Linked DNA regions of Homo sapiens: region 2 is linked to region 1. Evidence: read pairs that join two places in POLR2A ChIA-PET (ENCODE). Cell type or tissue: K562. All regions are shown on one strand. Links, peaks and the distances in the headings refer to the core of each region. The heading gives the core; the rest is flanking DNA.

Evidence for each region. Peaks named below come from ENCODE experiments on the same cell type or tissue, not always from the same donor. Only the 100,000 strongest peaks of a DNase experiment are listed, where the experiment ranks them.
Region 2: POLR2A ChIA-PET joins it to region 1 with 5 read pairs; 2 of 35 experiments call an interaction of 5 or more read pairs at or near these places.

The regions. Positions count from the first base shown.
Region 1 is chr9:97,758,636-97,774,229 of GRCh38, reverse strand. All of the region lies in intron 5 of PTCSC2 (papillary thyroid carcinoma susceptibility candidate 2), which reads left to right. Among named protein-coding and RNA genes, the nearest start is that of XPA, 69 kb to the right of the region's middle. RefSeq lists enhancers at 1,346-1,845, 1,846-2,347, 15,266-15,594. In K562, for the core only: no CTCF peak of the experiment used is centred there; a DNase peak (open chromatin) is centred at 7,389; H3K27me3 peaks cover 54 bases.
Region 2 is chr9:97,884,311-97,899,904 of GRCh38, reverse strand. It overlaps a transcript of TRMO not described here. Among named protein-coding and RNA genes, the nearest start is that of TRMO, 30 kb to the left of the region's middle. In K562, for the core only: a CTCF peak has its summit at 9,776 (motif pointing left); a DNase peak (open chromatin) is centred at 9,784; H3K27me3 peaks cover 710 bases.

The sequences.
Region 1 (15,594 bases), core at 5,890-9,889:
GAAAACCAGACATTGCTGGAAGTTATTATGTTTTGGTAACAGGTTAGGAAATGGAAGCCCAGACAGGGAAAATGACCTGTCTAAAGTCTCATGGCAAGCACCCTGAGGAGTGGAGTCTTTTAACACAGACCCAATAATTTCCCAGCTACAGTTGGGTCTGGAAACTTTCCTTTGAGTCCATATCAGTCAATGGCAGAATGTGCTCTAAAGATAAGGGGCTCCTGGGACATTAGTTATTTTAAATACACTGGAATAAGTCACTTCTGTGCAAAGTAGGGCTCAGCAACTGGCATGACGCACTGAGGTTGGCAGCCATCCCAAGCCTCAGTGTGAAAGGCGAGAATGTCTCCACACCCTATAATCCCAGCAATAGGGTCTCTATCGTTTAAGATTCCTAAACAGTATTACACATAACCCTCTAGGGGCTTAAACTTGACACACAGAAAGGTAAGCAGGGGCAGGTAGGTAATCTCCTCACATGTCCTGTTGCACCTCCCTAGCTGGTAGAGAGCAGTGTCACCTTAATCCCCACCAGGCAGATCTCTTCTTGCTCCTGTTGGGAACCAGGAGACAAGAAGTGAGAAATGACCCCAGGCCTGAAGCCAAATCATTCTCAATTTTTTGAAAGTGAGCTCTGCAATATAGAACAGGAGCTGTGTTCTGAAAACACCAGAGCAATCCCTGCACGATTAGGGCTGTGGTGAGGACCCCTTTGACACGTGATCCAAGGGGTTGATGGAGACTGACTCCTAAGTCTTCTGCAGGTAGGATGCCTATGTTTCCACTGTTTGTACCCAAAACAAGGCAGGGGGATTTGTCTCCCTACACGCTTAGGAGCAGCACTGCCAGAGAAGGGACATGAAAGTCTCCACCTTCTCCCAGAACAACACTAGGAGTGACTCAACTGAGCAGCTCTGAGAATGGGCAGACTGGCTGCTGTGCAGACTCACATCCCGGAACATTCTGCTGCAGGTGTGTGGAGCCTGGGGGAGGGGCAAGGAGCCTGGTTAGAAAGAGAAACAGGGAAGTGACACAGGTTCCCACCATACTTCCCTGATTCTGGGGTCCATCGTTTCATTTGGGCCAGGTGGTGGAGACTACAGGGCTCTGGAGTTAGGAGAAATCTTGGTGATGTCTCATTTGAGACAGAAGGCTTAGCAGTTGAGGGCCTTGCACACCTGGCAGGTAAGTGCCGGAGCTGCTAATGGCAATAGCAATAATTGGGTGCTTACTATATGCTAAGTGTGGAACAAAATGTCTGTGCCCATTAGTTCACTTAATAATTCCAACAATTTAATAATTCCAACAGTTAATAATTCCAACTGCAGTAATTTGCCAAAGCCGTGGGGCTAGCAAAAGGCAGGAGTAGGACTTGAACCCAGCCTGGTCTGCTGCCAGGGCCTGTGCTTGGGGACTCCAGTGAGATGCCAGGTCGGACAACACTGTGGATGGAAATTGGAATACTGCATTTCCCTCTGTTCCAGTGTTCATACTATGTTTTAAAGAAAAACACTCATTAAAAAAAATTTGAGGGTTGTGGTGGTGCGGAAGTCAGGAGGTCTTGTGCCCAGTCTCCTGCCTAACTTGCTATGTGACTTGGGGTAAGCATCTTCCTTCCCCTCTCTGAGCCTCAGTTTTGTCATCTTGGGGCCTTGTGATGAAAGTGCATTGTGTGCTACAAAGCAGGGTTGGTCACAGAGTGAGGACATGTGTTGTGGACATGCTTCTGTGCAGCCCTCAGTGGCAAAAGGGAGAAAGGCCACCAGAGGAGATTCCAGGTGATGGCTCAGGGCCTGGCCTCCCAAGAGGCTGGGCCGCTTCTAGCCCACCAGCTGGGCCGACACAAAACCTCAGCTTTTGTTTGACTTGGCTTCTTGTGCCTTGTTTAGTCTGCAGAGCAGGGAGCTTATCCTCTGCCTTTGTCACAGGCCATTAGTACACACACCATCCCTGGGGGCTTACAGCTGGCTGCTTCTCTAGGAATTCAGGGAGGGCCATGGAAGAAGCTCAGCTCTTAGAAGCCATCGCCCCAACCCCCATCAGAACAGCCTCAGCTGAGAACCGATGGAGCTCTGCACTCCTTGTCTGCACTTTTGGCTGTGTGACCTTGGGCCAGTCTCTCTCCATCTCTGGGCCTAGGTCCACACATCTGTGCATAGACAGAGCAGGCCCAGGTGCCCTCAGAGGGACCTCAACTTCATGAGGATCAGAAGCACCTTCCTGTGTGGTTCCTCCCCTTTGAGGCCTCCCTCGCTTCTCTGCTGCTCCTCCCCCAATCTTGAAGCAATTTGTAGTGTCTGTTGGGTTTTCACTGATCCCAACTCTGCCTAGAGCCTGGGACCAATCCCTCTGTCAGTTCTTCTCTCCTTCAACCTCCTGCTTGTAAATTGGGGCTAATAATACCTGATAACTCACTTTGCTGCTACAGGGATTAACTAATTAGTGGTTATTAAGGGATAGAGGAATGCAGTACTCTGCTCCCATTAAGATGACTTTCCTCCTCCAACTTCCTGCTACTGTGTGCGCAATCTCAGTGTTAGTCAGAAAACCCTGAAAGTCCGGACTTCCAGGACCTCCATGATACAGATAAAGAAACTGAGGCTGAGGAGCAGGAAGGAGTAGCCTGTGACCATGCAGCGTCTTGTAGCAGAGAGGGGACCAGAACTCAGGGCACTGGGCTTCTGTCTAGTCTTCCTCCATCATCCCCAGTGGAAGTGGTCCAGGGTGATCCTTGGGCTAGGAGGGAAGATTTATGGAAAGGCTCTCACACCCAGTGCCTGGCTCACAGGGGATCCACAGTTTGATTTTCGGGGAACAAAATTTGGCATCAGCCAGACCCAGGTGCCAGTCCTGGCATCTTGGCTTACTGGGTGACTTTGTACATGTTACCTGCTTCCTGCTTAACTGTCAGTTTGTTCACCTGTAAGTGAGGATAATGACACCTTCCTCAAAGGTTGCTGTGAGGACTGGCCCCACACAGTATTTGGAAAACAGTAGGCATCATGTTGTTCTGATTATATTGTTGTTCTTGTGGATTGCCGTGCTGGACAGAGCTCTCCCTGCCCAGGAGCAGAGCTTCCCTGAGGGCTCCTGTGGGCTACACCTTGGCTGGGGGCTTCCAGGTGCAGCACCTCACTTCATCCTCACCCCAGTCAGCCCATTTGACAGAGTTGCACATGGAGGCTCAGACAGAGTTACTAGCCCATTTGACAGAGTTGCACATGGAGGCTCAGAAGGGAAAATAACTTGCCTGAAGCCATGCTTTCATTAGCAGTGAGATGGCAGCATTTTCAGTCTTTTTCTTTCTATCTCCTCACTCTCTTTCACCCTTTATTTCCTGTCCATTGCCCTTTCTCTTTACTGTAGAGAAGTTTGAGTGATGCCCAGTTCATTACAAGCCATGCCCCCTCAGGCTTCTCACACCCCTCCCTCATATAGCCCATCTGCACCCACCTCAGGTTTCAGGCATTTGCTGGAAGGTGCGTGGGGGTGCAGGAAGACACTGTGTCTGACCAGGCTCAGTGTGTGTGTGTAGGGGGGACAAGACTATGACATGCACCAGCCTCAGCCCTGGGTATGATCTCTCTGTAATAATATTGATGACAATGTTGGTGTTAGCTTCCATGGCTGAGCACTGAGCCAGCATTCATTGTCTCCTTACTGCAACATGTGGGCTCCATACTACTAGCTCCCTGCTACTGGCTCCATTTTAAACATGAAGAAATGGAGGCTGAGAGAGGTGAAGTGACTTGCCCAAAGTCACATAGTCGGTAAACGGTTACAATTTAAACCCAAGTCTTTTGCCCCTGTGGTCTGTGCCCATAATCAGATTCTGTATACCTCTGAACTCCTCCACCTTCCTTGGGGCCTGGAGTCTTGGGACTGACACAGGTTCAAACCTGGGTTGTTTCTGGTCACATCCATCCTTCAGATTCCTGCAGTTGTCCCCTCAACCCAGAGTGACAGCCATGTATACATAGGCAGTCTAATGGGAATAATAATGCAGAGTTATTGAAGATGGAATACAAGCAGAGCACTCATTAAGGTGCCTGGCACATGGTGAACACACAGTGTATGGCAGTAGTTGTTATTATAGACATGACGTTGGCCTCCTGTGGAAATGTGGGGGTCCATGTGCTCAGGGGAAAGGGAAGTAGAGGAAGTCAGGCTAGCAGGACAGAGCATCCCGTCCCTGGTGACCTGTTAAGGCTGCAGCCAGAAGAAAAATAAAACTTAGGGGCATGGTCGTTGTCTCTGAGGGGCTACCCTGGGGCAGAAGGAACAGATGTGGTCTGTGGGGGCCACAGAGGACAAAGCCAGTGGGGAGGAGTTGCGGGAGGGAGGATGATTTTTAAATACTCAAAGAAGGAAAGGGTCGGCTTGAGTGGTGTTGAATTCCCCAAACTGGAGGTGAGCGAGCAGATGCTGGAAGTGGGCCGGCATCTGTGTCGCAGAAGGCATTTGAATGGCTGCATGGCATGATTACTGAGGTCTCAGACAGGAGTGTTACAAGACGGCTGATTTTGACCCTGACTGAGCAAGTGTTTTCTGGCAGAGCTGTCTAAAGATGCATCTCGCTGCTTCAGGGAATGGTAGTGAGGCTCGTGTCTTGGGGAGTGTTTAGGCAGAAGCTGGATAGTCACTGGACAGGGACGTTGTTGAAGGCATTAGTATATCAGATAGCAGGCTGGATTAGATGACCCCTTAGTGAGAGGTGACACGGCACTGGAGAAAAAGAGGGGGCCTGAGTCTGAAGTCTGATCCAGGCTCTGACATTTGCCTGTTGGGAAATCTTGGGCAAGTCACAACCTCTCTGAGTTCTGATTTCCTCACCTGTAAAATGAAAATCATAATTCCTTCCCTCCTTGCTGTCTAGGATTGTAGCGAAGGGTTGGAGATACGCAAACTGTAAAAAGGCTTTGTGAACTCTGAAGCTGCTGTGAATGACTCGTTTGACTCACTTGACCCTGTTGGGGGACAGGAAGAGTGGCTTTTGGATCTTAATCCAAAAAAACACAATCCCAAACACCATCATCCTGAAAGCTGAATTCTGGAGGTGGGATTAGTGGGGGTTTCGGTTGCACACAGAGCAGTTACATTATGTTAGTTGCATCACGTTAGGCGGAACTATTACCTTGCTGTTGTCTTTATTTGCATCTGGTGGAAAATTCAGATGAGTTGTTTGGCCAAGCAATATTGCAGTTATGAAAACTTCTGTTTAAGAATGTTTCCTTGGCCTGCATTGACATTCCTTCTAGCTGATGACATTCCAGGAGCTTTTAATGAATTAAAGCCACATTTGCCTGAAGAAGCTGGTGACGTTATTGACTAGTTTGAAAACAATTATTTTCGTGGTAGGATAAGGAGACAGCCAATGGTGTTACAATGTGTTACTGTTTGATCGCCATTATCGTTTCCACCAAATTTGTGGTCTGTATATGCACGCTTGTGGAATGCATTTTGGAGTACTCAAAACAACACAGAAGCAGGGCTCAAAAGATTGGAAAATTTAATAGGAAATGCTAATGTCAGTGTGTATTGTATCATAGAAGGATTTCAAAAAGAGCAGTGCCACATAGAAAATGAATGTGAATGTATTTTCCAAGGAGATCTGTGTCCAAAAAAATAATAAGCAGCTATTTATCATGATGCAAGACTTCAAAACATAGTTAATAATCATGAAAATCAGCTAGCTCTTATGGACTATCTCTGTGCAATTGCCCATAATCTATCCCTATAATACACTTTTCAATATGTCAAATTTTCTTTTTAGTTTTTAAATCTTTTGGGGTTTTCCCCCTACTATTTAAAATTGTCAGTATTATTTTTTACAATTCACTACCCTTCATATCTCATCTTTGCATCATTTCCAATACTTGTAGTATAAATTGTATAGAGGCTTTCAGAGTTCTAATTTGTTTTATGCAGCTTTTACAAATTTGACTCCATGAAAGTACAGCATCACAATGTTGGCTTGTGTGTAAGCATTGTACATGTATGTAAAAACATTGAAGCTTCCTCAGTAAAGGAAAATATGTCCTTTTTTGTACATCTGCATTTGTAAAAATAACATTTCTTGAGATCTTGGCCCTTTGGGTGACTGCATATTTGGTGGTGACGCACCATGGTTTTTTATTGATGTCATCAAAAGACTTAGGATGTTCATCATGGTATTTCAGATGACTGCCGTTATAAATCTGGGTGCCTACAACTACTAACTATGGTGGTATGCATTTATACATTTCCATTTGTAACCTATTTCTTTATGAATATAGTACATCTGCTCATAACTGTCATACTTGTATAACTGTTGTTAGTACACTTGAGTATTTATGCTTGCAAAAATATGTATGATATTATTGCCTATTTTATTGTGTAAAGTGGCCTATGTGTTTTTGTGTTTCTCAAATAAATCTTCTTTTAAAGATGTAAATAAATATCTTTTCAAGAATTTTTAAATTATTTTTTCCAGAATTGTGTTTTTGGGATTTTGATCCTTCAGGATTTTTCAATATTTGGGATTATGGTGTTCAAGGTTGTCTCTTCCGGGATTATGATCTGCTCCTGGAAAGGGGTGTGGAGAAAGATGGGTGGAAAGGAAGGAGAGAGAGGAGGAAGGAGGCTGTGTCTGGCCTAGTGCTGGGTGCTGGGTTGGAAAAGAATGGTGTTTGTAGCAGATGGTCTGCCCCTCTTAGTTCTGCAGCCATAGTTTGAGTTTCTAGAAAAGGACTTTCTACAATGATGGAAATGTTCTATGTTTGTGTTGTCCAATCAGTAGCCAGTAGCTACATAGGGTTATTGAGGCCTTTGAGGCTAGTGTGACTGAGGAACTAAATTTTAACTTTTATTTAGTTAGTTTAATTTTTTTTTTTTTTTTTTTTTTTTGTGAGACAGAGTCTCCCTCTGTTGCCCAGGCTGGAGTGCAGTGGCGCAATCTCGACTCACTGCAACCTCCGCCTCCCAGCTTCAAGCAATTCTCCTGCCTCAGCCTCCTGAGTAGCTGGGGCTACAGGCACATGCTACCATGACTAGCTAATTTTTGTATTTTTAGTAAAGATGGGGTTTCACCATATTGGTCAGGCTGGTCTCGAACTCCTGACCTCAGGTGATGCACCCGCCTTGGCCTTCCAAAATGCTGGGATTACAGACGTGAGCCACTGCACCTGGCCCAATTAGTTTAAATTTAAATAGCCACATGTGGCTGGTGGCTACCATACTGGACAACTCAGCTCTAGAAGAAGTGACAGGAGCCTCTCTTCTTTCCACCTTTCCTATCCTCCTTTCTTAGCAGGTGTTGTTGACTTATGCTGTGCTGGACACTGTGGAGGCCACCAAGATGAACAAGATATGGTCCCAGCTCCCGAGAGCCCCCAGCTCATTGTGTGAGAGGGACAGATAAGCATGTGGATAGAAACTACAACCCAAAGGGAGGCGTGCAGCCCTCCAGCTGTGTGGGAGCAGAAGGAGGAAGCTATTCACTCAGTTGGGACTGCGAAGGCTGTACTGTGAAGGATGAGTTAGGAGGCCTGGGTGGGAGAAAGCCTTTTTGAAGAGGGAAGAGCAGAGCCAAAGCTTGAAGGCAAGAAACAGCATAGAGTGTTTGGAGAATTCAGACTGAGGTGAGGCTGGGGAAACCAAATCCCACACTCTGTTCCCATCACCAAGCAATGACTGGTGAGCTGACGGAGCGAAGAGCTTCAAGGTCAGTCCTAGTGAGGGTCCTGTTCACCCAACCTGCCTTGCACCATTCAGGACATGTAAAGGGTATGGCACTGGGGGCCCCTCCCTCCACCTCCAACTCACAGAGTCTTGTCTCCCTGCCTTTCCTGCACAGAAGGCCTCAGGGCCCCAAGATCCTCCTTTGGCAAAATCCCCAAGAGTCTCCCTCTGACAACACACCCTTCTTTTCTTCACCCTTCTGACCGAAAACTTAGTCCTGACTCATGCCTTGGCATTCCTGGGCTGGGGTGTCTGCTGATTTTACTGGTGCTGGGCTGACAGCTGGACTGACTTCCTGCATTCAGCACCACCTCACTTTAGTCCATCCCATGACAGCAGTCCAGAGAACCTTTCTCAAAGTGACTAGGACAAATGTCGACACCTGAAGGTTGATTCTGGACATTGTGTGTGGATGTCTTATGATCACCATTCTCTTGCAGAGACTAGGGGGAGAAAACTTCCTGCCTGAGAACTTGATGTGGCCCAAGTTTAAGGAAAGCTTTGGCCAAGGTAATCATTGGACGTAGTGCAGTGCACATCGTGGGCTACCTGCCAGTGCCGTTTTCCTTTTGTTCCTTCCTAACAGAACCCGAGTGTGATTGAGGTAACCCCATCATACACTTACAGACACAGCCAGCTACCCCTGGGGGTCTCTGACCCCACCCCCAACTTCAGAGGAGTGCTTGATTGGTCTAGGGAAAATCCCATTTCACTTGCCAGTGTCTCTATCTCAACTCACTGATTGAGGAAAGCCATGAGATCTGATTTTGGCCAATGAAACACAGGAAATATCTGCTGAGGACTTTGGGGAAGTTTTCCTTGCCTTATCCCTGGGAGGCAGACATAGTAAGAAACGGTTCCCCTACTTCCTCAGATTGACATCATGTGGAAGATTCCATACAGATGTGATGTTCGAAATTGATGTGTCCTTGTTTCTAGGCAGAGTAAGGAGCTTGGAAGAACCTGAAGACACCATTGAATCCCTGAATCAACCTACCCTGAAGCCCATCCCAACTCCACACTTTCTGTTTTGTGACATAATACATTTCTGTTATTTGAGGCTGGATGCTTCTTTTTTTTTTTTTTTTTTTTTTTTTTGAAACAGAGTTTCACTCTTGTGGTCCAGGCTAGAGTGCAAAGGAGCAATCTTGGCTCAGTGCAATCTCCACCTCCCAGGTTCAAGCGATTCTCCTGCCTCAGCCTCCCAAGTAGCTGAGATTACAGGCACATGCCACCACGCCAGGCTAATTTTTGTGTTTTTAGTAGAGATGAGGTTTTACCATGTTTGCCAGGCTGGTCTTGAACTCCTGACCTCAGGTGATCTGCCCGCCTCGGCCTCCCAAAGTGCTGGGATTACAGGCGTGAGCCACCGTGCCCGGCTGGCTGAATGCCTCTTAACCAATACAGGGAGATGAGGTGCACTGGTTGGGACTCTTACCATTTTAAGTGATAGAAACACAATTCCAACTGGTGTGAGCAAAAAGGGGCACGTATAAGATGGATATCCATGTGGGCGGGAGAATCTGTGCAGATTATGTGCATTTGTAAAAATGTCTTCTAGTAGTCTAGAGTCTACACTGGCTTTGAGAATTATTGTTTAGCTTTGAAAGTGTGTGTGTGTTCCAAATATTACCATTTGGGAGGTGGTGGGGAGAACCAGTGGCATTTTCATTTCATTTTGGTGAAGACACATAGAAGAGGACTGTCTTTTGAGTGCCCAAGCTCACCTCATGTGTTTCTGCTGAGGCCCTGCGTGACTATTCTAGACTTGGTCTTTGAGAAATTCCTGCTAGGTGTATTTTGTATGATGGATTTCCCTGACTTTGAGTTAGTCTCATTCCTGTGAGGACTCACCTGGTGAAGGACTGGCAAAGGGATTTTTCTCACAGAGAAGGAAAAGGAAAGTGGTCTTCAAGACAAGAAACATGAGAAAACCACTCATGGAGGGTTTATATTTCTTTGTTTTTGTCCCTTGGAAGAGTTATATTTGGAATCCGGTTTTATGGCTGCAATTTTCTGATGTTCTCTGATCTTTAGTGGAGGCTGATAGACCTATACAGCCTGGCAGGTGGGTTGTGGGGTGTTGAGCACGGGCCGGGGGCGGGGGCTGGGTTTTTCAACAGCTCCTTCATGGTGAGGCCCTGCAGTGCTGACTATATCACACAGCCGATGACCAGGGCAAAGCAAATGGAAGCCCAACGTGGAGCTGGGAGTGGTGGGCAATTGGGACCCTTTGAAATCCATTCCTCAGCCTTGAATAGGCCTCCAAATATCTCCCGTTTGGGCCTCAATGCCAGGTTAGGGTGGAACTCGATGAGAGTGGCCCAAGATCTAAGAACATATACTCCCCACTCAGTGACTCCCCTGCCCTCTTGGGTCCTTCCTAAGCTACCCCCTGGGGATGGGGCCCCACTTCCCCTGTGAGGTCAGAGCTGGGGCCCGAGGTGCCTGCAGACTGGGGTGTCTGTCCTCTGCAAGGAGTAGCGATGCCTATTACCTCCTCCTGTGTGTTGGGAGGCTTAGGGACTTAGTGCAGCTGTTGAGAAATAAAGCTATTTAAGTGGTGAGCTTTATATTTTGATCCACAAGCCTGTCTGTTTCCAAAATTCCCTTGTAGACACCATCAAGCAAAGCCTGGCAGGTTTTGTTGTTGCTTTTTTCTTTCCTCCAAAAGCCTGCTAAAATTGCTTGGTTAGCTATGATAGGAGAAGCCATTTTCTTCTGTGTTGTTGGGTTCTGTTCTCCTCTCTCCACTGAAGCCACCAGCTTGGAAACTTCTGAGTGCAACGGGAAGGGACTGCTTCTTAATTTCCCTGCCTTAGCCTGGCATTTGGGGCTCTTTTTCAAGAACAGATCCTAATTGGCCTTCGCAGACTTAGCTCCAGCTACTCCTCAGAGTATACTCTTTTTTAAAAAAAATGAAACAATGGCAACTCTACTTTTAAAATCCAGGGACCCACAATTACCTCCTTTTTTCCCTCTCTATTTTATTCCCTCTGCCTAAAATGCCCTTTGTTCCCTTCCACATCCCAACTTTACCTCTACATGCCCAAAGTCTACCTAGTTTTAAAGCTCAGGGCAAATGCCACCTATAGCACAAAACCTTGCCACAGCCTTGGTTAGAAGTCACCAGAGGAACCGATAAGAGATCATAATCCCCGCCTCACAGTGTTGCTGAACAGAGTAGACACAGCAGGAAAAGTGCCTGGCACATGGTGGTAGTTTACTAACAGGGAGCTTCTCTCTTTCCCTTCTTTGGAGAGTGGTTTGCCCAAGAACATACTTGGCCATAACCCGTCGGAGCTCCCTCCACATTCTGCCTCTAAGGATCATGGGCCAATATGCCTCAGGCTAGCTGGGGATGCTTGCCTTTCTCTTCCTCTTGTGTGGTTTGAAGTCTCACACATTGGCCATTCTGCCCCTGAGTGCTCACCATTACTTTCCTTTACCACTCCCCTTCCCTGGGCTCTTGATAGAAATAAGGTGGCTGCTCCACCAGCTTTTCAAGTTCTGAGTGATCTCATCCAGCTTGGGAAGGGGATGAAGGTCTGAGAAGGTTTCTTGGAGGACTTTGATGGTGAAGCTGTATCAACTGGAGTGACTATTATTAAGCAAAGACAAGGAAAGCTTGAGGTCTGTCTGGGAAGGGGCAGGGCACTGAATGTGGCTGGGGTATTGAGTATGTGATGGAAATGGTGAGAGATGAGGCTGGGAGGTTAGGGTGGTGCCAGATCATGAGGGAACTGGAGATCTGACTTTGCCCTGAAACAAAGGGAGCCACTGAAGGTCTTGGTGCAAGGGAATGATGGTGTCCAAGGTGTGTTTTGGAAGAGTGCTCTGAGGTAGCTTGGAGGATGGGTTCGGGGAGGTGAGACTCGATGCAGGAGATCCAGGCAATAGTCGAAAGGCAGGGAAGAAGGGTCTAGAAAATACAGATTTTAGAAGGCTGGATGGATAGGGGCCTCCACCCCAAGAGCCTGGACTCCCCTTTGGACATCTCAGCTTCCCAGACTCACACAGGTGGGAAACAGGAAGGTGGGCTCTCTCTGTCCCTCTCTATTCTGGCCCCACCTTGGCCCCCAGTTACCTCCTTGGTAGCTCCATTACTGGTATCGTTAACCTCTTCTGTGCTGAACTCAACTTTCCCACTTCAAACTAATTTCATCTGAACTACTGCAATAGCCTCCTAACTGATCTCTCTGCCTCCCTTCTTACCCCAACCCTCTCATACCCACCCAGCAGCCAGGCGGGTCCTGTGAAAGTAGAAGTTAAATCATGCCGCCTCTTTGATCAAAATTCCCCAGTGTCGCTTCATCTTACCCCGAGGAAAAGCCAAGTCCTCACTGTGCCCTCTAGGCTCCACCTACCTGACCTCTGACCTCACTGCCCTCCCTGACCAATACCTCTCTGAGGTCACCCACTCCTGCTCCCTCACCCCAACCCCACACAGAGCCTCCATCCTTCTGCCTCAAGGTCTCGCACCTGATGTTCCTTCTGCCTGAAACACTCTTCCCTGTGGGTGCCTTTGGCTCCTTCCTCCCCACTTTCACGTCCTGTGCAGATGGCACCTTCTCTGAGAAGCCCTCATCGTGCATCCTATCAGTCATAGCTGCCTGGCCCTCCTCGCCTTTGGGAGCCTTCCTTCCTTTATTCTTTCCCTACACCTGTCACCTTCTGCTATAATGTGTGACTGTCTCATTTGTTATGTTTGTTTTCTGTCTCTCCACTAGAAAGTAACAGAATTATGTCTGTTTTCTGAGGTCTCCCCCAGTGTCCAGAACAGTGCCCAGAGCATAGTAGGCATTCAGTAAACATCTGTAGAATGAACGAATGATGAATGAATGAATGATTCCTGACTGCCCTCAAGTCCGAGCACCACTGAAAGCTCTCCCAAGTGCTTCACTGTCCTGGTCCCTGCCCAGTCCCTCCTTGTCCTATCCGCAGCTCTGCACTGACCTCAGCTCGTCTGGTCACTGTCAGCTCCCCTAGATCCTGCCCCTCCTCGTTCCTCAGCTGCCGACTGAACAGTCAGAGCGGGGATGAGGAAGCCATGAAGATGTAAAAGGAAGGGTATGCAAACCCTATGAGATCTGCTCTCAAGGACACCCGGGAGAGAGTCCAAACTCCTTGACATGTGTCACAGGGCTCCTGCCTCCCTCTGCTGCCAATCCATGTACCACTCCTCCCTGCAGCCTGTGCTATTGGTGTCTTTCTGTTTCTCGAATGGCGCATCTGTCCTGTTGTGTTCCTTGAGCCCTTTGGACTCCAGACTCCATGCTGTTCCCTCCTCCCTGAATTCTTGTCTGGCCAACTCCTAGCCAGCCTTCAGATTTTATCTAAATATCACTGTCTCTGGAAGACCTTGCTCAATTCCTAGATAAAGTTCACACTCCCATGGGGCCCTGTCTCTGCCCTTGTGTGAGAGTCATTATGCCTATAATTATTCTTCATTGCTTGTTCTCCCCACTGAGCTGTGAGTCCAGGAGGGAAGGCTTCAAGCCTGCTTACCTCTATATGCTCAGAGCCTGACACAATGCTTGTCAGAGAGAAAGGGTTCAAGAAGTCATTGCTGAATTAAAGAGTGAAGAGGATTTACCAGGGGCCATCCAAAAAGAAAGGAGAGGGAAAGGGAGAGGGAAAGGGAGAGAAAGAGGGAGAGGGAGAGAGAGAGGGGGAGGTAGACGGAGAGGTGGGGGGAGAGAGAGAGGAGAGTGAGAGCGAGGGAGAGAGAGAGAGTAAGAAAGAAATAAGGAAGAAAGTCCAGAAAGAACATAGGCTCTGGAATCCAAATGTCCTGGTTCCAATCCCAGCTCTGTCACTTACAAGCAGTGTGACCATGGGTAAGTCACCTCCCCTCTCTGAGCCTCAATTTCTCATCTCTAAAATATAGATAATAATAGAGCTGTACCAGGAGTGTTGGAAGAATGACATGCAACACTGGTCAGATGCTTGGTACCTGGGAAGATACTGAATAAATGGTGTCTATGTTACTGATGACACTATGAAACACTAGCAATCGTCTCTCCCTATTCAGCTTTGACTCCAAAGTATGTCCAGGCCAATTGTCTTATTTTCTTCTTAGAGTAGCTCTTTGAGAAAGAAGGGTAAGGATGGAAACTGAGGGTAGAGAGATTAAGCAACTTGACCAAGGTCACCTAGCATTGTTGGGCTATGCTGATTCTGGACCAGGCAGCAGGAATCTGGAATTCATCTTCCAGGGCGCTGCCATGCTCTGCTTTGCATTTTGGCTATGTGAGCCCAACTCTTACTAGATTCTGAAGAGCAAACATAGTGCCTGATTCACTACAGAATCCCCAGTTCCCAGTGCAGTCTGACAGAGGGCAAGTCCATGGGGAATGTTTGTCAAGTTGAGTAAGTAAGTACAAAGTACAGGGGTTTATTCACAACTCTCAGCTCATGTCACTCCCTCTGGCTGCTCAGATCAGAGTAGGACCCCATGACTATTTCCCACTGGCCCCTTTCGATAGAGCCAGCGGCAGGCTCCAGAGAGGCAGAGGGTGCCCTATGAGGAAGCAGCCATGGGTGTCATTGGAGCATGTCCCTGGCTCCACTGAGAGACAAGTCAAGTGTGCCCTGGAGCCCTGGCCCCTCTTAGCAGCTCCAGCCATCTCTGCTTCCCAGCCCCTGCTTGGGTGTCCACCCACCTGTGACAGCTGGGTCAGGAACAGTGCTGGGGAGGGCACTGTGTGAATCCAAGCACCCTGGGGTTCTTATGCTTGGCTCCAGCCAGGGGATCTGGGGCTCGAATGCCATCTCTGAGCCTCTCAGGCAGCAGCTAGGCAGCCAGGCCTAGACTCCTGGGAAACATTCCAGCTTCGGCTCCCCCAGGCATGCAGAACGCTGGGCTTGGAAACTCTTCTCCTAGTCACTCTCTAGGGGAATTTAATTTACCAGGACTCTGAGGACTGGAAGTATTTCTTATTTTGTCAGTTCCAAGTACTCCCTGCCTTACATCTATTCCTTTTGAATCTAAGGCACATGGCAGAACGAGAAAAGCTCGATGCAAAGAGTGAGAGAACTCATATTTTTGTCCCAACACAGTTCCCATTGTGCTGTGCCCCTGGCAAGGTGCTTCTCCTCTCCTGAGGCTGAGAGAAATATTACTCAGAGGCTAGCTCGATGATACCACCTTTTTTTTTTTCCTATTCCAAGATAAACAGACAGCTCATTAGAATGTAAAGACCACCGGATTCTGAATTGGGGGACTTCTGTGACCCTTGACAGTTGCCTAACCTCACAGACTCAGTTTCCCCATCCATAAAAATGGCGATAACATATATTTTCCTAACTACCTCTCAGGCTTTTGGGGGCTCTGGAAATTTTATGAATGTCCAAGTGCCTAGTAAGAGTGCTTACTAAGAGTATGAGGAGGTGACAATGATCCAAACCTCAACTATCTAGACTGAAAATCAAGTCAACTAATATTTCTTAAGCACCTGACATATTGACAGCACATCACTGAATGCCAAGGCATGCAAATATATGTCCAAGGAGTCAGAACTTTAGGTTGCTGCACATTTTGCTTTCTACAAATCTCAACTATAATGATTCTTAGATATCATTGCTATAACAACCTAGGAGACCTCAAGCTGGAATACATTTCCAGAGGGCTCAGATAAGTCAAGGAATGTGTCGGGAGAATGTGAAACAAGGAAGAGGGCAGAGATCAGCCATCCCTGAGGTCATACTGTGTGCCAGGTGCTATGTGCATGTGATCTCCTTCAACTTCCAAAGCAACTCCCAAATGACAGGCAGTAGCAGCCCATTCCACAGATGAGGAAACTGAGGCTCAGCAAGGTGATACAAGGGGGATGGGTTCAGACCTTGTAGTCTGATCCCCAGGTCTGACGCCTT
Region 2 (15,594 bases), core at 7,435-11,434, 120 kb before region 1:
TTCTTTTTTTTGGAGACAGAGTCTCTCTCTGTTACCCAGGCTGGCGTGCAGTGGCTCAGTCATAGCTCACTACAACTTCTGCCCCTGGGCTCAAACTATCTTTTCACCTCAGCCTCTTGAGTAGTGGGGCTACAGGCGCACGCCACCATGCCCAGCTAGTTTTTGTAGTTTTTGTATTTTTTGTAGAGACAGGGTTTTGCCATGTTGCCCAGGCTGGTACCGAACTCCTGGCCTCAAGTGGTCTGCCTGCCTCGGCCTCCTAAAGTGCTGGGATTACAGGCGTGAGCCACCGTGCCTGGCCTGTCTTTTTAATTATAGAAATATTTTTTTAGGCTGGGCTCAAGAGGCTGAGGTGGGAGGATCATTTGACCTTGGGAGATGGAGGTTGCAGTGAGCTGAGATTGTGCCACTGCACTCCAGCCTGGGTGACAGAGCCAGATTCTGTCTCAAAATAAATAAATAAATAAATAAATACGTACATAAAAATTAAAATGACTATTTTTACCAAGCAATATGATGTTTTGCTAAGGGAAGTATCACAAAGTGCTCCTCCCTAAAGGATTCAGTTACCCCACAAAACATCTTCCCCCTCTCATCTGGGTTTCTTTTCTGGGGTTACACGTGCAGTACCGTGAACCACCTTCACTGCCCGGGCAGGCAGTCACCAGCTCACGGGTTTTTTTTAGTACGCTTTCTCTTCTACTTTCTTTCCTAATCCTAGCCCTGGTATTGCAGGAAAATCTCTGCATTTCATTTATGAGAAAATAGGCCGGGTGCGGTGGCTCATGCCTGTAATCCCAGCACTTTGGGAGGCCGAGGCGGGCGGATCACGAGGTCGGGAGATCGAGACCATCCTGGCTAACGTGGTGAAACCCCGTCTCTACTAAAAATAAAAAAATTAGCCGGGTGTGGTGACAGGCGCCTGTAGTCCCAGCTACTTGGGAGGCTGAGGCAGGAGAATGGCGTGAACCTGGGAGGCGGAGCTTGCAGTGAGCCGAGATGGCACCACTGCACTCCAGCCTGGCTGACAGAGCGAGTCTCCATCTAAAAAAAAAAAAAAAAAAAAGTATATATATATATGAAAATGCAATTATAATCATGGTGTGAGGTTATTGAAGCAAGCCCTACCTCCGTGATGGAGAAGGGGCAAGTCATAAGTTTTAAAGCTCAATTAAATATATAATAGGGATGTTTATATTGTAAAAAATAAGTTTCCTGGTGGGGCACGGCAGCTCATGCTTGTAATCCTAGCACTTTGGGCTGCTGAGGGTGGCAGATCGTTTGAGGCCAGGAGTTTGGGAACAGTCTGGGTAACGTGAAAAGCCCGTCTCTAAAACAAAATTTTTTTTGGTATACAAGTATATATACAAATGTATATATATATGAACACAAAATTAAAAAACGGGGTGTAGTGGCTCATGCCTGTGGTCCCAGCTACTCAGTGGGGTGGGGGGCTGAGGTAGGAGGATCACCTGAGCCCAGGAAGTCAAGGCTACAGTGAGCCGAGATCATGGCACAGCACTTCAGCCTGGGCGACAAAGACCCTATCTCAGACAAAAACAAAAAATTGAGTTTCCTGATCTAGGTAAGTCATAAAATGACTCTCCAGCATTTACCCTATTCTTATCCTTTCTGCTCCTTCTCTGCCTTTGTAGGTTCCAGCAGATGCAATTCACAGAAGGTTCAAGGTTTAGGCCAGTGCACGTGGCTGTGAACAGCAAATGGAGGAAGAGCCTTTTCAATGCCCGCAGTGCAAAAACTCAGTGATATACTCTCTGTTTTTCAGTGGAGGGGGGCACTTGGCATATGAGCTTACACCACAAGAATCACATTTGTGTTAATGTGTGTTTATGTTGTGTTGACAAAAAGTGTAGGAAGCCAAGCGTGCTGGTGTGTGCCTATGGTCCCAGTTACTCAGGAGGCTGAGGCAGAAGGATTGCTTGAGCCCAGGAGTTCAAGGCTGCAAGGAGTTCAAAGCTATGATCATGCCACTGTCCTCCAGTCTGGGCAACAGAGCAAGACCCCACATCTAAAAAAAATTTAAAAAAAATTTTTTAAAGTAGGATTAGCAGTAATACAATGTTATCTTCTGCCTCGTAGATAGCTTGAAAATTCTGAGATTCTTTGCTAATATATCTAACTCTTCATCCAATTCAAGATATAAAAAACATTTTTAAATTCCATGTTAACTTTTGTTTTAAAAAGTTATCCACGTGCTAAACACTGAAAAACTACATAATTCTTCATATTAGTATAGACTTTACAATGCAATTTAAAATATATTATCTTATTTGGCATCTCAGTAATATTATGGATTAATTGTGCTTCTGGGAGCTAAGCTGTGGGCCTAACCACCACTTAGAAGAGGGGTCAGCAAATGATAGTCCAAAGGCCAAATCTGGCCCACAGCCTGTTTTGGCACTACCTGAGATCTAAGATTGGTCTTTACATTTTTAAAGGATTGTAAACAAAACAAAACAAAACAAAAAACCCAGAGAAGAAGACATGACAGAGATTGGTGGGTAAAGCTGAACATACTCACAATCTGGCCCTTTACAGAAAAACCCCTGATCCCACTCCTTGATTTAGAACATTATTTCTCTGAAACTCGTTGTGAGTTCCAGAAAGGTTATTTACAGAAAGGTTATATTGAGTTCCAGAAAGGTTATTACATACAGAAAGGTTACATTTTTGGGATATCACATGCTTCTAAGTCAGAGACTGTTTTTATTTTTAAAGGATTTATTTAGCCATGTGAGAAAATGTATGAATAGGATATAAATGGCAAGTATGTATTATAATATCCCATTCATATATGTAAAATGAGGAGGTTATACAACCCATGTTTGCACATCTGTGGAAAATTTCTAGAAGCATAAACAAAAATATGCTAACAGTGGTTACCTTGGGGTGGGTTCTCTGGGGACTCACTGCAGAAGGGGACTTTTTGCTTTATTCTCTTCAGTACCTTATGAATTTTCTGTCTAATCACAAGCATGCATTATTTTTATATGTGGAACATGAGGAAAGTAAAATGTCTAGAACTCAAACTGGAATGGATTGGATATGTTAGTGCATCTTAATAAATAAGTTAGGCCAGGCACAGTGGCTCACACCTGTAATCCCAGCACTTTGGGAGGCTGAGGCAGGTGGATCACTTGAGATCAGGAGTTTGAGACCAGCCCGGCCAACATGGTGAAACCCTATCTCTACTAAAAATACAAAAAATAGCCAAGCATGGTGGCACATGCCTATAATCCCAGCTACTCGGGTTGCTGAGGCAGGATAATTGCTTGAACCTGGGAAGCGGAGTTTGCAGCGAGCTGAGATCGCGCACTGCACTCCAGCCTGGGCGACAGAGCGAGACTCCATCTCAATAAATAAGTAAATAAATAAATAAATAAGAAAGACATATATATTTAAATAGATAACTATATATCCTCCCTCTGTTCCATTTACTAAATATGGTTAGAGGCATTTTTACTTTTTCCTAGAGCATAACATATGGATCACAATACCAAAAACCACCCAGGTCATACATTGGCTGTGGAGCTGAGCCAATTTGGAACAGGCAAACTGGCTAAGCCTGGGCAGCTTTGTCCCTGAGGGTGCACTGACGTTTTCTGTTCTTCCAGAGACAGGTTTATGGATAAGGCGCTGTGCCTCCAGGCAGAAGACAGACGCCCATGTGGATGATGTTGCTGGCAGGGCTGAGCCACCAGAGAGCTCCTTGACCCAATGCTTGCCAAAACTGTGTGGTTCATCCAATCTGGAGTCTCTGCCTGCAGATCACTCACTCATCAGCTCCACCCACTGGTTCACTGTCTACTTGCATGTAGTGAGCTAGGCTATGAGTGGTAGGAATTGCTCTTCCTACCACTGGACCTTGCCGCTGTCAGAATGGGAAGTCTGAGCTCAGTCACTTGAGTCAACAGTAAAGGAGAGGCTTGGAGTCCAAGATTGGCTGTGCCCCTCTGGATAAGGTGGCTGTACTGATGCAGAGGTGGGCAGACCTAGGAGAAAGGCCAGGCTGGGATGTTGGCAGGTGATGGAGCAGAGCCTGGGCTAGGGGTGCAGTAGGGTTGTCAACAGACTTGGGAGTTTAGGCTCTGCTGGGATTAGGGGAGGAGTTGAGATACGAGAGAACTGACAGAACCAAGGCAGGATCTGAGTCCAAGAGGGTATAGGCAGGTTATCCAGGGCGCTCAGGGACCTCAAGGCAGGGACCTCCTCATCATACTGGAGCTGGAGATTTGTATTTCTTAGTTCTTTGCCTAATATCTGATCTTTGCCAAGATACAAGGTCACATATGAAAATGCCTTCAAAAATATAGTAAGATGACATAAATAATGCTTAAAACTAATGGGCCAAGGGAAAGCAAGTGGTGTTAAATGGGAGGCTGAGACAGGGGATGGCTTTGAAAACTGAACTGACTTTGGAACCTCTGTCCACAGAAGGTGAGTCATAATTTGTGGTCTAAACCTAACTGGAAAGAATTGTTAGGTTAAAAAAAAAAATCAGTGTTCCCCAGAGGACTTTAATAGGATCCAGCATCTTACAGCATAATACAGTCATGTACCATATAACAATGTTTTGGTCAAAAATGGGCTGCATATACAACAGTGGTCCCTCGAGATCATGATATCATAGTTTTACTGTTTCTTTTCTCTGTTTAGATATATTTAGGTACACAAATGCCACTGTGTTACAATTGCATGCAGCATTCAGTACAGTAACATGCTATACAGGTTTGTAGCCTAACAGCAATAAGATATACCATGTAGCCTAGATGCATAGTACGCTATACCATCGGTTTTGTGTAAGTACACTCTATGATGTTTGCACAATGACAAAAGTGTTTGATGAGGCATTTCTCAGAATGTATGTCTGTCATTAAATGACATATGATCGTATTCAAAATGTCTAAGCTATAATCCAAAATCACTCAAAAAAGTACTAGGAAAATTTAAACTATTATCAATGGAAAAGACAACCAATAGATGCCAATCCTGAGACAACTCAGATGTTGGAATTATCAAAGACTTTAAAGCAGTTGTTACAGCTATACTATAAGAACTAGAGGTGAACACTCCTGAAATGAATGGAAAGATGAAGTTCTCAGGAGAGAAATAGAAACTACAAAAGAAGAACCCAATGGAATTTTAGAACTAAACACTACAATATCTAAAATAAAAATTCATTTTAATGGGCTCAATATCAAAGTGAAAGTGACAGAGAAAAGAATTAGTGAGTCAGTGAACTTGCAATAGGTAAATTGAAATTATCCAATCTGAAGAACATAGAGGAAAAACACTTAAAAAATGAACAGAGCATCAAGAATTTATGGGACAATATTAAAGGTCATGCACACCATTGTATTCCTGAAGGAGAGGTGAAAAAGATTGATTGCAAAAATAAAAATTGATGACATAATGGCTAAACACTCCCCAAATTTGGTGAAAAATACATAGATTTAAGAAACTCAGCAAGGCCAGGCACACGCCTGTAGTCCCAGCACTTTGGAGAACAAGGGTGGTGGATCACTTGAGCCCAGGAGTTTGAGACGAGTCTGGCCAACATAGGGAGATCCTGGTGTCTTAAAAAAAAAAAAAAAAAAGTTAGCCAGGCCTGGTGGCATGTCTCAGCTACTTGGGAGGCTGAGGTGAAAGGATTACTTGAGCCTGGGAGGTTGAGACTGCAGTGAGCCGTGATTGCACCACTGCACTACAGCCTGGGTGAAAGAGCAAGGCCCTGTCTCAAGAAAAAAGAAAAAGAAGAAACTCAACAAATCTGAAATATGATAAATTCAAAGAAAACAATGTCCAGACACATTATTATTAATCTACTGGAAATGAGAGGAAATGAAAAGTATTTTGAAAGCATCCAGAGAAACATTACAAAACAGAAATTAAATGTTTTATTGTAGCAGAACTCAATGAAATTGAAAACGGAACAACAGAGGAATATTAGTGAAATGAAAAGCTGGTTATTTAAAAGGATTAATAAAACTGATAAACTTCTAGCCAGATTGGCCAAGGAAAAAAAGAGAGAAGACAGATTACTAACATCAGGAATGAAAAAGATGACATTACTACAGACCTTACAGATATTAAAAAGATATTAAGGGAATACTACACACAACTCTATGCTCATAGATTGAATATCTTAGATGAAATAGACCAATTCCTTGAAAGACACAAACTATTAAAACTCACTCAATAAGGGAATGGAGTAGCTAGGCTATTTGAGGCAAGGGGCACGTCATTGGGAAACCTGAGGCTGGCTTGGCAGTTTTAACTCCAATTTGAGCCTCAACTCATCTTTAAGGCTTAGACATTCCGGATCTTGGGCACCAGCACTGTTGGTGATGGGGGGCATTTCTTCGTCACTGGAGCCCTTGACCACTCAGATGGCCATTTAGCTTCTGGATATCTCCTGGCTCACTGGCTTTCAGGACATCTTCTGGGTGTGGCTTAGGAGTTGGAGTCTCCTTAGACTTCCTATCTCCTTGACATCTTTGGCTCTTGAAGGAATCCCTAAATCTCCAACATCTTTTTCCTAAAGTGAAATCTCTGAGAAGATGCTGTCCCCTGTGCTGAGCCCCTTCAGACCCTCTACCCTCTGTCCTCTGCCTCTAGGTACTGCTCTTCTATGGCCAGAGTTTGCTGGGACATCACTCTCATCCATTGGGTATGTCCTGCCATTGTCTGACTTGAAGTGACTTTGGACTGCCTCTCTTGTCCCCCTAACAGTCTCACTCTGACACAATTTGTCCCTGAAGATGGTAAAAGGAGCTTAAAAGTTTGCCTGCTTTCCTTCTTGGACTCACGGTCCTCTGTGACCAAACTCAGGGACTTTTGGACTTCCTGCTTATAGCTGAGGAAGCAGGGAAGGAATCTCTGGGGTGAGGACTGAATTTTTTTGTGATCCTCTTGTCTCCTGGCTTCAGCTTATCTAACGGTTTCTTTCAAGGATCTAAAGAACCTCCGCTTAGCCATCATGGAAACATGGGGTGCTGAGGGAGAAAGGTGGACCTGGGAAGGAGCCATGATTGGGCCTCTGTCACCTTAAGTTTTATGGATTCAACAACTTTGAGAGGTAAGCTATACCTCTACCTCTGTCACACTCAAAACCATACCACCTGGGCTTCTAGTGCCTATGTAGCACTTGAATCAAGAAAGGAAAGCTTCCAAGAGGTATTCAGGCAGTATTCTGATTCATTGAGGGTGCCAAGGTTTCAGTTTCTAGAAAGATACAGGACTTCCCAGGAGGGGGCAATATATAGTTGGCAACAGTCATGAACCATGGCCATGGTCTCCAGCCTGGGACATTCGCCCAGCTTCTTGTCCAAGTGAATGTTTAGGGTGTTTTCCGATGGCTCTGGTCTAGGTTCTCTCTTGGACCCCTGGATAAGTCATTCCCTGAGTGACACTTCAAGCCATTTCTTGTCTCCTTCTAAAAGTCAGACCCTAGGCTCCTCATGGGGTAGCTTTTTAAGCACCAGAATAGATTTTTTTTTCTTTTTATCCTTCCTCAAGTTGGGCTCCATACTCTGCCTGTCATTCCCTACTGCAACTTTGCTGGGCCTCTCGTAGGAAGCTTCCGGGCACTTTGATGCCATCTTGCTTAGATCTTTCCTTGCTGCTTTGACCCTTACCACAGAGGACTGTACGGGTCCACGCTTGCCCTTTGGATGAGAATTTGTTCTCAGGCTGTATCTGTGCCAGGTGGGGCTGGTGTTGGATGAGGCTCTTTCAATGGTGGTGCCCCTCTTGCCCCCAGATCCTGCTGCTGACGGGACATTCTCCAGCAAGGATGGAGATGGGTGCTCTGGTCTGAGAGGCCACGCTATCCTGAGGAATGTTGACAGCTGAAGGATTCAAGGTTTCCTGAGATCTTTGGACCAAAAAAAAGTAAATGCCACAAATATTCTAGTTGCTTTTGCAATCAGTGCCAATTCAGTCATTGAATTTCCCTTGGGATGAGAGACTGTACGTCTTTCTGGGCTCTAGGGAAAGATACCCCACAGGCCCTAATCTGGGGTGAGAGTTAGAATGGGGGAGAGGATTGAAGGTGGGCCTGAGGTGGGGCTGGGATTGGGACGGGGCGGGGGATGCAATGCAGATTCTTTGGCCTAAATTAGGCTGGAGGCCCTTAGGAGAGCAGTGAGTAAGACAAATGGAAAATCTACTGGGGATCAACTACCAGACACCAGGACTGTAGCCTCCAGGAACTCGCTGTGCAGAGGGCAGACCCCAGAAAAGCTGGCTCCATTCCTGTTGCAAATGGTTCTGCCAGGTTTTGGGATCTGGGAGCTGCTGAGGACTGTCCAGACTGACTTGTCTTCAGTATTTCACAAGGGTTGGGAGCCTGTGTTGTTTTGCATGTCAGCAAGACATTGACTGTAAATTAGACCCAGAAGATTTCAGTTTATTTTTCCCATTGTTTGGGAAAAATCCCTCCTGCATTTCTCTCCTCCCTAACCTGGAAATGCACTCTCTTTGTGACTTGTATCTCTAGAGCTCCTGGATATCAGGGCTGAGGAAGACAAGCTACCATCTTAATACCTGCTGGCAGAGTTCCCTAGAGACAGGCCTCTGAGGAAGGGGGGGCCCAGGCAGAGGAGCTGTGGAAGTTAAAGGGGACCCAGAAGGAGGAGCATCTTCCCCAACCCCCATAAACAGCAGAAGTTCAGCTTGTATGGTCAATCAACCTTGACCCTCCCAGCAGGAGTCATCTTGCTACAAGCTGCCCTCATCAGGAAGCCTGCCCAGATGGCTGCAAAAGTCAGGAGATACAAGCTTCAGCCAGAAGCAGAATGGGAGCTGGGCATGATGGCTCACACCTTTAATCTCAGCACTTTGGGAGGCCAAGGCAGAAGGATTGCTTGAGGTCAGGAGTTTGAGACCAGCCTGGCAAACATGGTGACCCTGTCACTACAAAAAATACAAAAATTAGCTAGGTGTGGTGGCAGGTGTCTGTAATCCCAGCTACTCAGGGGGCTGAGGTAGGAGAATTGCTTGAACCCAGGAGGTAAAGGGTTGCAGTGAGGTGAGACTGCATCACTGCACTCCAGCCTGGGTGACAGAGCAAGACTCTAAAACAAAAAAACAAAAACAAAACAGAATGGGGATAGATAGAAGGCCCAGCAGGCCTGGTGGGAGTTGCATTCTCCCACACCATGGGCATTGTGGAACTTCCCTTATTCCTCATGCTGGGGCTTTCTTTCACATTCCCTTCCTATGGGATTCCCCTCCCATGCCAACCTCAGCAGCACTAGGGCCCTGGAGTCACACAGGCCATGCTAGGAAAAGGGGTACAGCAAAGGTGAAGAGATTAATCAATACGTGCTTTTCCAAAGAGCAAGCAAGTACAGTATCAACATGAGCTCCTTTCTGGCAATCTCTCCTAGCTGGGAAACCAGGGGACTTGGTCACACGTGGTGAAGGTAGGAGTGAAGGGATCATAGAGAAGCCTGGGGAAGGTCCTGGGACACTAGACTCTGACAGCCCCAGCCTCTGGTACACAGGGTGGAGTGGTCAGTGACAACAGTCCACAGGCTCAAGTATGTCACCACGTGTTATACTTGAAAGTGCTTTCTTACACGTTATCCCGTATGATCTACATACCTGTGTTGTGGGGGATACAGGCCAAGTGTATCTCAAGGAGGAATCTGAGCCTCCAGGAAGTTAAATATTTGTCCAAAATCTGAATCTCAAAGGTTTGCCTCCAGCTACTCTTCCCACTGCACCTCACAGCGCCATCTAGTGGGTGAGACCCATGGGCCGGCTCCATCATTCTTTCATTTCAGGGGATGGACAGAGCAGGCAATCTCCTAAGCACTCCAGATTCGGATTCCTTTTTATGAGTGTCCCTGCTGGGGGCTTTATCTTCTGAGAGTAATGGGCTCTAGAAGCTGACACAGCCTCAGAGGCTGTGGACCGGGGTCCTCATGGGAAAGGAGAGATTAAGTTTAGACCTTGAGAGTTCTGGGCTGAACAGGCAGAACCTTCTACTATTGACTGAATGTTTATATCCCCCTAGTTCATGTGTTGAAATCCTAATCCCCGGTCCAACAGTATTAGGAAGCGAGGCTTTTGGGAGGTGAGTAGATTGTGGGGGAGGAGCCTTCATGAGTGGAATTAGTGGCCTAATAAAAGAGACCCCTGAGAACCCCATTGTCTGTTTTACCATGTGAGGACATAGTGGGCGTCACCGGATACTGAATCTGCCAGTGCCCTGATTTTGGCATTTGCACCCTTCAGCAGTGTGAGAGATCAATTTAAGCCACCTAGTCTATGGGCCTATGGTATTCTGTTATTGCAGCCCAAACGGACTAAGACACTAACCTGGAAATGCACCCTCTTTGCTGCTCCTCTTTTCTCTGCATTGATGCTGAAAGACAAGAAAGGAAGGAGGGCTGAGGTCCAATGCTGTCTCTCCTCTCTAGGCAGACTATACTCATGGATAGTCTTTCTCCGCTGCAGGAGTGGAGCTCTATGTTACTTCCTTTTTATTCATTTGTAATGTGGGTAAAAGTGTTTTTCTATTTTCTTCTTTTGAAAACCTTAGAAAAGGGTTATCTGTGTATTCCTCTCGAGGAAGGGGACAAAATCTCTAATAGGGTTTGCTCCATGAGATGGGATTCAGCTCCACAAGGACAGCACTAGGGCTCCAGCCTCCGACTGGAACCTTTCAGAGGCTCAGCATTACTATCCAGATCAGCCCTAAAATGGAGGAAAGGCTTGGCCAGCACACCTAAATGGAGGGGACTGACAAACAGGGCGAAGACTCTGCTCCCCTTCGGTTATTCTGAACTCTTAATAATCCAGTCCCTGGCTGGGAATTTTTCCTGAACCCCTCTACCACATCCAGGTAGATGGTCTGTGAGTATTGGATAGAAGCCCTAGTCTCAACCGTAACCCCTCCATGTCCATAAAGATGATGCCCTCTTTTTTCCTGAGAGTTCCCATCTCAGTTGTCTCTCTGGGCTAACATAATAATTCATTTAGACAAGTGGGAAGAGAGACAAAAAAAAAAAGATTCAATCTCTGCTGGAGTCTGGCCTTCGGTTTCTGTAGGGTGGGACGGGAAGGACAGACTGCCAGCTTAACTCATAGTTTCCCCCACCCCGACTATTTAGTCCAGAAGACCCTTAACCCTCCAGCTCCTTCTAAATCTCCCCACCCTTCTCTGGGCCTTCCTGTTCTCCAACTCCATCTTATCATCATGTCAGATATATCCCTTGTGCTACTTCCTATTTCTCCCACCTAGAACCTAGACATTAATTGGGTCCATTACCCCTTGAGATCTCAGCTTGACACCCCCTCAATTCCACAGCTTTTGAAAGTCTTGCTCATTTCCAGGAATTTACCCTGGAGACTTCCATTCCAGCTTCCCTTCATGATGTGTTTTTGCCTTGCATGCAGGCCAGGTGCAGTGGCTCACCCCTGTAATCCCAGCAGTTTGGGAGGCCGAGGTGAGCAGATCACTTGAGGTCAGGAGTTAGAGACTAGCCTGGCCAACATGGTGAAACCCTGTCTCTACTAAAAATACAAAAATTAGCCAGGCCTGGTGGCATATGCCTGTAACCCCAGCTACTCAGGAGGCTGGGGCATGAGAATCACTTGAACCCAAGAGGTGAAGGTTGCAGTGAGCTGAGATCACACCACTGCACTCCAGCCTGAGTGACAGAGCAAGACTCCATTTCAGAAACAAACAATTCATCCCTGCATCCTTCAATACTCCCTGGAGAATCCCCTTTCACAAAAAAAGAATGACTTTTCTAAAGACAGTGTAAGAGTGACAAGAGGGAAGGAGGCCCATAGCACACACCATGACAAACAACTTAAAAATTCCCTCTTATTAATTCCTTTTCTCCCAAAGTCTTTTGTGCTGCTGTGCCCCTAAGGGCTCTCACCTTCTGTCCTTCATTCAGGTGGTGCCCCACCCTGCTTGCTGCTCACTCCCCTCTCCCAGGTCCCTCCCCTCCCCTCAGCATTATGATTCTTCTCCTTTTTGTACAGAACAGTTCGCCTCTCCCAAAACTCTGCCCTAACCTGCACACCACCCTGATTTGGGAGTTCTCACAGCAGTTATGACTATAATGCACAATATTCTATACAAACCTAATTATTCCTTTCGTCATTCCTTTCATAGGTAGTATAGGAGCAAACCATTGTGTTACCTGGTGGTTACTTTAGAACACCCAAATGTTGTTTAGATATGAAAACATCTTAACAATTTTGTTGTTTTGAATATGAAACCTGGATTTGGGAAAGGCAAAAATCAAGAAAAGATGATTAGAGGATGGCCCGACGTAGTGACTCACGCCTGTAATCGCAGCACTTTGGGAGTCCGAGGCAGTCAGACCACTTGAGGTCAGGAGCTCAAGACCAGCCTAGCCAACGTGGAGAAACCCCACCTCTAGTAAAAACACTAAAAATTAGCCGGGTGTGGTGGTGCATGCCTGTAATCCCAGCTATTTTGGGGGGCTGAGGCAGGAGGATTGCTTGAACCCGGGAAGTGCAGGTTGTGGGGAGCCGAGATCGTGCCACTGCACTCCAGCCTGGGCAACAGAGCAAGTCCCTCTCTCTCTCTCTATGTATATATATATGCGTGTGTGTGTGTGTGTGTAGTTAGAGGAGACAAGATACCAGCATACTTTGGAAATATTATAGGTTCGATTCCAAACCACTGTAATAAAGCAAATATTTCAATAAAGCAAATCAAATAAATTTTTTGGTTTCCCAGTGCACATAAAAGTTGATGTGCAATAGCATTATGTCTAAAAAAAACTATAATTTAAAATGCTTTATTAAAAATGTTCAAAAGAATAAATCTGACCTACTATTTGATAGCAAAATAGGGTGACTATATAGTTAATAATAGCTGTACATTTTAAAATAACTTAGAGTGTAATTGGTTTGTTTGCAATTCAATGGGTAAATGCTTGAGGGGATGGATACCCCTTCTTCACAATGTGCTTATTTCATGTTGCATGCCCGTATCAAAATATCTCATGTAGCCCATAAATATGTACACCTACTATGTATCCACAAAAGTAAAAAATACTTCATTGCTAAAAAATGCTGGCACAGATACATGAAGTGAGCATATGCTGTTGAAAAATGGGCACTGATAGACTTGCTTGATGCAGGGTTGCCACAAACCTCCAATTTGTAAAAAATGAAATACCTGGCCGGGCGCGGTGGCTCACGCCTGTAATCCCAGCACTTTGGGAGGCCGAGGCGGGTGGATCATGAGGTCAGGAGATCGAGACCATCCTGGCTAACAAGGTGAAACCCCGTCTCTACTAAAAATACAAAAAATTAGCCGGGCGCGGTGGCGGGCGCCTGTAGTCCCAGCTACTCAGGAGGCTGAGGCAGGAGAATGGCGTGAACCCAGGAAGCGGAGCTTGCAGTGAGCCGAGATTGCGCCACTGCAGTCCGCAGTCCGGCCTGGGCGACAGAGTGAGACTCCGTCTCAAAAAAAAAAAAAAAAAATGAAATACCTGCAAAGCACAATAGAGTGAAGTTCAATAAAGCAAGGTTTACCTGTGTAAACCATAAGTATTTAAAGACAAGGCAGGTGACATTGTAACACATGGCAATAAGGAACAAATTTTTTTTTTTTTTTGAGGCAGGGTCTAGCCCTGTCACCCAGGCTGGAGTGTAGCGACACAATCTCAGCTCACTGCAACTTTCGCTTCCTGGGCTCAAGTGATTCTCCCACCTTAGCCTCCTGAGTAGCTGGGACTGCAGGCATGCACCACCATGCCTGGCTAATTTTTGTATTTTTTTTTTTTTTTGGTAGAGACAAGGGCTCCTTATATTGCCCAGCTGGTCTTGAACTTCTGGGCTCAAGCAATCCTCCCCACCCACGTGCTGAGCCACTGTGCCCAGCCTAGGAGCAATGATTATTAGGAACTTAACTAAGTATGGTAGAAAGCACCAAGAGTTAAAAAAATATTTTGGTGACACAAAAGAAACTTTACTAATGTGGGCATAAAATATTCGAGTAATTTTACATAAGCATTACATAATGATGTATAATAAAGGATTTACTGATATCCTTTTATACCTAGATATATGCTGTTATATAAAAATACAAATGACTACTAAATCTAAAGCTTATGTCTATCGCTTTGAAACACAAAGTATCAGTATATTAAATAAAACAAGATATGTGTATATTTACTAGCTGAATAAACTGAAACAACTTTTAAAAATAAACATTAATCATATCCATTATATTGCATACATGTTTGTATTTATCTATAATTATTATTCTTAGAATAGTCAACCAATTACAGTAATTATCATCTTTAACCCAAGTACAGTCATAACCTAAGTATGTTTATGTCAGTAATGGGCTGCAATATATGGTGGTGGTCCCATGAGATTATAATGGAGCTGAAAAATTCCTATCGCCTAGCAAGATCCAGCCGTCGTATCATCATAGCACAATGCACTACTCATGTGTTTGGGGTGATGCTGGTATAAACAAACCTAATGCACTGCCAGTCTTATAAAAGTATAGCATATACACGATGTATAGTACATAATACTTGATAATAAATGACTATGGGCTGGGTACAATGGCTCATGTCTGTAATCCCAGCACTTCAAAAGGCTGAGATGGGGTATGGCTTGAGTTTGAAACCAGCCTGGGCAACATGGTGAAAACTCATCTGTACATTTCTATAAGAAATACAAAAATTAGCCAGTCATGGTGATGTGTGCCTGTAGTCCCAGGTACTCGGGAGGCTGAGGTGGGAGGATGGCTTGAGCCTGGGAGGTGGAGGTTGCAGTGAGCCGAGATCCCACCACTGCACTCCAGCCTGGGCAACAGAGCCAGACTCTGTTTCAACTTAAAAAATAACAACAACAATAACAAACAACTATGTTACTGATTTATGTATTTATTATACCATACTTTTAATCATTATTTTAGAGCATACTCTTTCTACTTATGTAAAAAGAAGTAAAATAGCCTCAGGTAGATCCTCCAGGAGGCGTTCTAGAAGAAGGCATTGTTATCATAGGAGAGGACAGCTCCGTGTGTGTTATTGTCCCTGAAAACCTTCCAGTGGAACAAAATATGGAGGTGAAAGACAATGATATGGATGACATGGTGAAACCCCGTCTTTACTAAAAATACAAAAATTAGCTGGGCATGGTGGCACATGCCTGTAATCCCAGCTACTTGGGAGGCTGAGGCAGGAGAATTGCTTGAGCCCGGGAGGCAGAGGTTGCAGTGAGCCGAACTTGTGCCACTGCACTCCAGCCTGGCTGACAGAGCGAGACTCTGTCTCAAAAAAAAAAAAAAAAAAAATTGAGATATAATTCACATACTATAAAATTCACCGTTTTAGTACACTTTGATGGCTTAATTATTTTTTTAAGAAATGGGGTCTCACTCTGTTGCCCAAGCTGGGGTGCAGTAGTGCAATCATAGCTTACTGCAGCCTTGAAATCCTGGGCTCAAGCAATCCTACCACCTAAGCTTCCCAAGTAGCTGCGACTATAGGTGTGTACCACCACACTGACTAATGTTTAAAAATTGTAGAGACAGGATCTCACTATGTTGCT